2 separate regions of the Homo sapiens genome follow, and region 2 is linked to region 1. A link is a contact called in ENCODE Hi-C or POLR2A ChIA-PET data. All regions are on one chromosome and are shown on one strand. Each heading gives the region's core, a stretch centred on a gene start or an enhancer-like site at or near the end of the contact. The rest is flanking DNA. Distances are from core to core; before and after follow the strand shown. Region 1 overlaps LINC01725 (long intergenic non-protein coding RNA 1725). Region 2 holds the start of LINC01725 (long intergenic non-protein coding RNA 1725).

Region 1 (3,306 bases), core at 526-3,025:
TAAAATTAAATAATAAATAGCAGAAAAATTCTTTGAAGGATTTACCTGTACTCAGTGTCTAATTCCTCTCCTCCAATCATTAGTCAAGTTAGTTGGAGGAATGCGGCTGCCTTTTCATCAAGTTCCTGATAACATTCAGGTCTATGAAAGGGAAGGGGTGTGTAGGGGGATGAGAAGCCGGTGTGGGGAAGGCAGCAGGATACAGCTATTTATGAGCCTGGGCACACTTGGAAAACAGTCTCATGCATGACCTTACAGCCAACACTCTTATGGGGAGCACTTATGACACTCATCAGTGTCTCATTTATGACAGTACCACTGAGGAATATCAGTACGTTCAACTCTTTCATCAAACTCTTTCCATCAAACTGTTAAACTGAAGGTATGTTCAAACCTTTCATCAAACTGCAGAAGAAAAACCATATGTATGGAGAAATAAGTGACTAAATTCAACTAAAGTAAGTACAATGAAGACATAGACAACACCATCTATTAATGTATTCTGTCCATGGCACCTAGTATAAAAACATGTATTAGGTGATCAGTGCATATTGATTGGGTCATGAATATAAAATTCATTGTTTCCATTCAGAAATTGGAAAACATTCTCCATAAACGCGGATGAACAGTAGAAAGTCATCCAACATGATCCCATTCATGCATCTCTCATGCATATGCATCCTCACTAACTCTTTCTGCTGTCATTGCTAACCTGGGACCCCCACTCCCACCCCTCCTTCTCCAAGCCAGACGCACCTGCTACCCTGGGCACTCACTGCTGCTGCCATGTCTTGCTGTGTAATGCCATTGTCAACCTCCCTGCCTGGTGTGCGTGCCATTCTCCTTCACCGGAGGAAGGAATGTTTAATTATTTTTAATCAGTGGACATGGCATCTTGCTAGACAGCGACACTTGGGGGATCCAACACCATCTGCCTTCCACCAGGCGCCAGCTGCTCTGGTAGATGTCGGTAGAACACCTTAGGACATAGCCTTCTGCTGCCAGGTGCCTACAAGCGGCTGCCACTCGGCACCATCTCCAACATGAGCTGCCACTTGGGCTCATTCCCTGTCATGGTTTGCCTCTCATCCCTGCACTCTTTCAGGCAGGTTCTCCACAGCCCCAGCTCCCAGAACATTTCCCAAACAACCCAGTAGCCTGCCAGTAATCATAGGGTCCAAACATAAATGTTACCCTAACCCAAATGGCCACGGATCTTTCCATCACCATTAGTCAACCTAATGGATCTGCTGACTTCAGTCCCACAGAGAACGGCCACTGACTTCACAGCAGGCAGACCCATGGAGAGCAAGGGTCAGCCAGCTACTGAGCATTTAAAACAGTGGGGAAGGAAAAGGGGAGGGAAATGCCTCTCAGATAAATCACCGGAGCTGTCTGGGGTGAGCAGTGCCCGTGGTAAGTGAGCTCCTGCAAGTTCCTGTCACAGACCTGTCCCTTCCACCTCCTACCCTTAAGGCAGTTCCTGCAGCTCTCACAGCTGTGCCCACACTTTCACTCCTGCAAAGAACGTCTCATTGGCTTCAATTGCTTTAGCGGCTCAGCGTGGTCCCTGTCGGGAGCACTTGTCACCTCCTTCCCAAGCAGCCCGCTTGACACCCAACCTAATTCCTACTTGGTGAACCAAGCCCCCAAGGTTCCTTTCACCCCCACCCCTGCCCCCCATTTTGTGAAGAGCCAAATTCAGCAGCTCCAATCTCAGCTTTATTTTCATGCAAAGTGAAAGAGCTCAGCCACCCGGCACTGGCTGAAGGGTAGATAAAAGCCCCAGCTGTGCCTGCTCTGGGAGTCACTTTCACCTCCAGCAGGAAAGCAAACTGTTTTTGTGCCTGAGGGAAATTATGGAGCCTCACACTTTCATCCAGAGACGGACAAAGGGGAGGTCAGGTGCTGCATCTGCCAGAAATGGGGACGTGTGAAATGTGATTAACCCAAGGAGAAGCCACACAGAGCCCGGCTGGGGCCTCTCCTGTCCCTGTGTGTTTCCCAGTGTCAGAAGCAGGCAGAAGAGTAAACAAAAGCATTAAATAAATATTTTTCCGTTTAACCCATGTGTTAATACAGATTTTTACAACCTCGACAGCACTGACTGAATCAATAGTTGCAAGTATTAGCCTGAATAATGAAGGAAGTAGTGTACATCTGTTGATTTCTCTGCATTTGTGAAAAGAAGGGGGGTGGGGGGGTGAGGAGGGGAAGAGATTCCAGAATGAGCGTGTAATCACATTGTACCCTGCCTGTCCGCAGCACAGCTAAGCCTATCGGGCCCATCAGATGAACTCGCTAATGCTATTTCTCAGGCTAAATACAAACCGCTGGTGCCTGTAGAATTAAACTCATCAATAGCTAAGCTCTCCTGCATTTACAGGAAGACACAAATAAAATTCCTACTGATATGCCCATCAGAGTGGGAAGTTATCTGTCTCTTTCGAACAGACTTTCTGTAAGAGCTCTGTGTGGTAAATGAAGCTACCAGTACATTTGTCTCTTTGTCAAAATAAATAATGCCAATTTCATTTTTGAACAGTGTGCTTGGGCTGTATTCATTATTGTGTTAGGGTTTTGTTTCCGCCAAAACAGCCCTCCCCAGCCCTGCTGCTTGGACAACTTGTCTCTGATTAGGGATGTGTGCTGAAAACGGAAACTGTTTGAAATTAACTAGAGACGTATTAAATAATCACAAAAGAAATTCCGGTAAAAAATAGAGTCAGTTATCAAAAGATTAACACGGTTCTTTGTTCCGTTTTTTTTTTTTTTTTTAGACAGGGAGGGGAAGCAATTTTCAAGACAGACACCAATGCTTTAAAAGGATTTTTCAGAGGTGAATTACTTAATCCTTCGTGACTAAGGAAATCTTTGTGTGCACTACAGAGGATGGGAGCAAAGCAGGAAAAAATGTACAATATTGAAAAGTGAAAATATAATATTTGGCACACTGCAAACATATAAGTTAGAAGGCCTGTGAGGTGTTTGATACCTGCATCAAATCTTGATTCCTCTCCTATAGGAAGAAGAGGCAGATATTTTCTCGAATATTCCTAAAGGATTAACATAATCAGCTATTGAGTGCCACTGCAGCTACTTCACAAAAATGTAGTTAAGGCGGCACTTATCTGGCAGTGGGAAACTCAGCTCTGAGAGAAGGCACTTCATATATTAAGGCTTTAAATGGTATTTTTTAGGGCACTCTTCACTAAGCAAGAGCTGCTCTGGAGGTTGAGAGGGGTGTAGCATCCACAGGGCTATTCAGCTCAGTGGAGCCAGGCATAGGAGAATCTCCCTGTGCCT
Region 2 (3,070 bases), core at 226-2,725, 170 kb after region 1:
AGTTATTTATTTACTAAAATAAAAATCTGACTTCTGGGTACAGTCATTCTGAAGGCTCTATCGTAGGGAATGAAAATGAGACTTCATCTCTTAACTTTAGAAATACAAAAATCTTCATAACAATCTTATGGGGACTATAATTATCATCCCCATTTCACAGATAAGCAAAATGAGAAACAAGGTATTAAGCAACTTATACAAGGTCAGCCCATTAGTAAGTGGTGCAGCTGGGATGTAAACTCTGGCAGTTTAGCTCCTGAGTCCAGCCTCTTAGCGACTACATTACACACCTCTCATCTGGATAAAACATAAAACTGTAGAAAATCCAGGAGTCCTTTCTAAAGAGAGAGGTTTTAGCTGGGTTTTGGAGGTACGTTGTCTTTTTTTTTCTTTTTGCCTCTTTCTACTATATGCCCTTATTTATAACCTAAAATATTAGATATGAAATTCTGCCTTCTGTTAAGCAAATGACCCATTATGCCTGATGTCCATAAGGGCCATTCCATCTGGAAACCAGAGCTAGTCCCTTAATTGTTCCATGCTAATAGTTAATAGAACATTTGATAGAATTCCTTACATATACCTTTGTTATTTAGCCTTATGACATTTCATTAGAATTATTTAGATGACTTTTTCCTGTACTAGAATTTGAACTCATGGAAAGTGAGGATGTTATTAATAATTTGTTTCTCTGTTATCTAGCATAGCAATTGACACACAGCTGACACTCAACATACATTTGTTAAATAGAAATTACATGCCACAAAGAAAGAAAGCCTGAAAGAAACAACCTTAGCCTGCATATTAAACGCACAGATAATTGCCTGTTTTACACTAAATGAACTTTTTAACAACAATGAAAAAAATTTTTGGACAACTTTCCTGACCTCTATCCTTTATTCCTCATGTAAAATAGGTCAAAAAGTCTGAACGATCCTTTCTCAGACATGTCTCCTGAATCTGGATCATCACCATGCCACCCGGGGTAGGCTCTGGTCCTAACCGGCCTGGACTCTGAGCAACGGTGTCCTGACTGCTCTCCTGACAACTGTCACTCCCAGGCCCGGCCACTCGCCGTCTCAGCGCCCCCTCGCGGCCCTTCTCTACCCACCTCGGGACTTCCCAGGCCTCCTGGCTGCGCCGCAGACCCTCCCCGTCCCAGATCCCGCCAGGGCCCACTCGGGCTCCAGCCGCTGCCTGGGACAGCCAAAGGCCGGCCCGGGCGGTTCTTCCCCAGGTGGTCCGGGGCGTCCCGGGCCGCACTGGCCTGGCCCATGGGCCCCGAAGAAGGCGCTCACCCAAGGACCACTGTCCGAGCGGCTTCCCCCGGCCCGGCCTGGTGCCGCGTCCCCACCAGCCCGGGGTGGCAGGTTCTACTCGGGAAGCCTGTTTTATGTCTTCTTTCACGCCCATATCACACCGACAAGGGTGAAGCTGTGGAACTTATACCTCGGCTGGGCCCCGCCGCCAACTCCTAGGGCACGGGAACTGCGCACAGGCCGGGGTTCCGCGAGGGGCGGAGCTTCCCGCTCTGCCCTCGGGCAGGTGAGCCGGAGCCTGGCACGTGGGCCTGGGTGTCCTGACAGCCCTGGCCCCCGCCGCCTCTGTACCAGGGAGAGCGCCTGGAAGGCGCCGCTGCCTCTCTCTCCCTACGTGCCCACCTGCCTCTAGGAACTGGTGAGTTACTTCAGTTCTATGTGAGTCTCCAGTGCCACAATTTAGTGTGTACACCAAACGGTGTTATTGAATAGATGAAGATGATTACCACCTGGTAATGAGTTTCCTTAGTCCCGTTCTTATAGAACCTGAAACTCAACGCTAACCACCCCCCCCCCCCGACTTAGAATCACAAACTAGATAGAATCTTTCTGACAATCGGGTGAGTTGGGTTTAATATGCAATGAGGAAATTATACTTTACTCCAAAAACTAGTGCTTGTTATTTTCCTCACAACAAAACTCTCAGATAGACAAAGTTGGCAACCCTATTCCACTCAGCTAGTCGATAAAAGAACCAGGATGGAACTATGATGGGAACCCACATCTTCAGCTTCCTATTGCAGTGTATGTTCTATTACATATGAAAAAGAGACAATAAAGTAGAGGATAAGTAGGACGCTAAAGAAGTAAGGAAAGGAGAGAATCCAGTGTTTGTAAGGAGCTTTGTTTTATTTTCCCAAAGCTTGGAGATTACTTGGCAAAGTGTGATGGTGCTACACAGCCCGTAAGAAATTTGTAATCACCCATCTAACAAGTACCTAGGCTGGATCTGCAAACTGCGTGGAAATTTCTAGCACGTGTGGGAAGAAGCATGATCAACATTTCTTAGACCATTTCAGGTCCGGAAGTGGCCCTCTTGCAGTTTAGCAGGACATATATTCTCAAGAGATTCTGAGTAGCCACAGAACTTACAGAAGTTGTCATTATTTACCTACTGCTCAGAAAAACAGGACACTGTCTGTGGGCCAATTTGCTAAGAAAAAAATTTAAATAATATGTAAATAAATGTAAATAATGTAGAAGCACAATCTGCCTTTGCTTTTTCTTATAAATATAAGAAAATATTTTCATTAAAATAACCAAAAAATAGACAAGATTTACCCAGCACCTTTAGAATGAAAGTAACGTGGCAGTGCTTCACTGGGAAAAAGTGAAGCTGAATGAGATGAAATTTAGAAACTGAGAAATGGTCAGGAAAAAACAAGAATTCAAAAAGCAAATAGAAGTATTATTTGACTGAAAAACCTGAGGCTAAAATATGAAATCAAGCTAATTTCTGAGGTATCTACTTATTCTTTGTTTCAAGACAAGTCTGACTCCAGTTTGGGGAGAGTCAAACAGAATGGAATTAGCTAAATTTGCTTATTTTTAAAACTCCCCTCAATTTCTCCCCCAAATTTGAGTTTCCCTTTGTACTTCTCCCATTATGATGTAGAAGATTTACTAAACAAATATCAATTTGGACTAAAATGATATTAGGTTTTGATGATCTACCTATTTTTAGCCTAAGGACTAAGTGGTTTTCTGAATTCACATTTTCATCGTTTTAATGAAAATGAGGCAATATGCTG

Evidence for each region. A loop is a pair of places that touch in the nucleus more often than their neighbours do. ChIA-PET counts read pairs that join two places held with the same protein, here RNA polymerase II (POLR2A). Pooled maps may share reads with other maps.
Region 2: a loop to region 1 is called in a map with no recorded cell type, with 4 times the contacts of the local background. The contact joins the promoter of LINC01725 here to the enhancer-like site in region 1. A Hi-C loop is called at or near these places in 3 of 37 single-sample maps with no recorded cell type and 9 of 50 pooled maps. POLR2A ChIA-PET finds 5 or more read pairs at or near these places in 1 of 52 experiments (Panc1).

The regions. Positions count from the first base shown.
Region 1 is chr1:83,691,301-83,694,606 of GRCh38, forward strand. All of the region lies in intron 2 of LINC01725 (long intergenic non-protein coding RNA 1725), which reads right to left. Among named protein-coding and RNA genes, the nearest start is that of LINC01725, 170 kb to the right of the region's middle. RefSeq lists enhancers at 972-1,506, 1,507-2,042. Within about 2 kb of position 1,776, at least 7 of the 41 ENCODE cell types and tissues checked have a DNase peak (open chromatin) inside an H3K27ac peak, as active enhancers do.
Region 2 is chr1:83,859,521-83,862,590 of GRCh38, forward strand. It overlaps LINC01725 (long intergenic non-protein coding RNA 1725), which reads right to left and starts at 1,476. Exons shown (of 3, transcript NR_119375.1): 1 at 1,299-1,476. It overlaps LOC101927560 (a long non-coding RNA gene), which reads right to left and starts at 1,026. Exons shown (of 3, transcript NR_119374.1): 1 at 888-1,026. RefSeq lists silencers at 1,155-1,334, 1,435-1,564.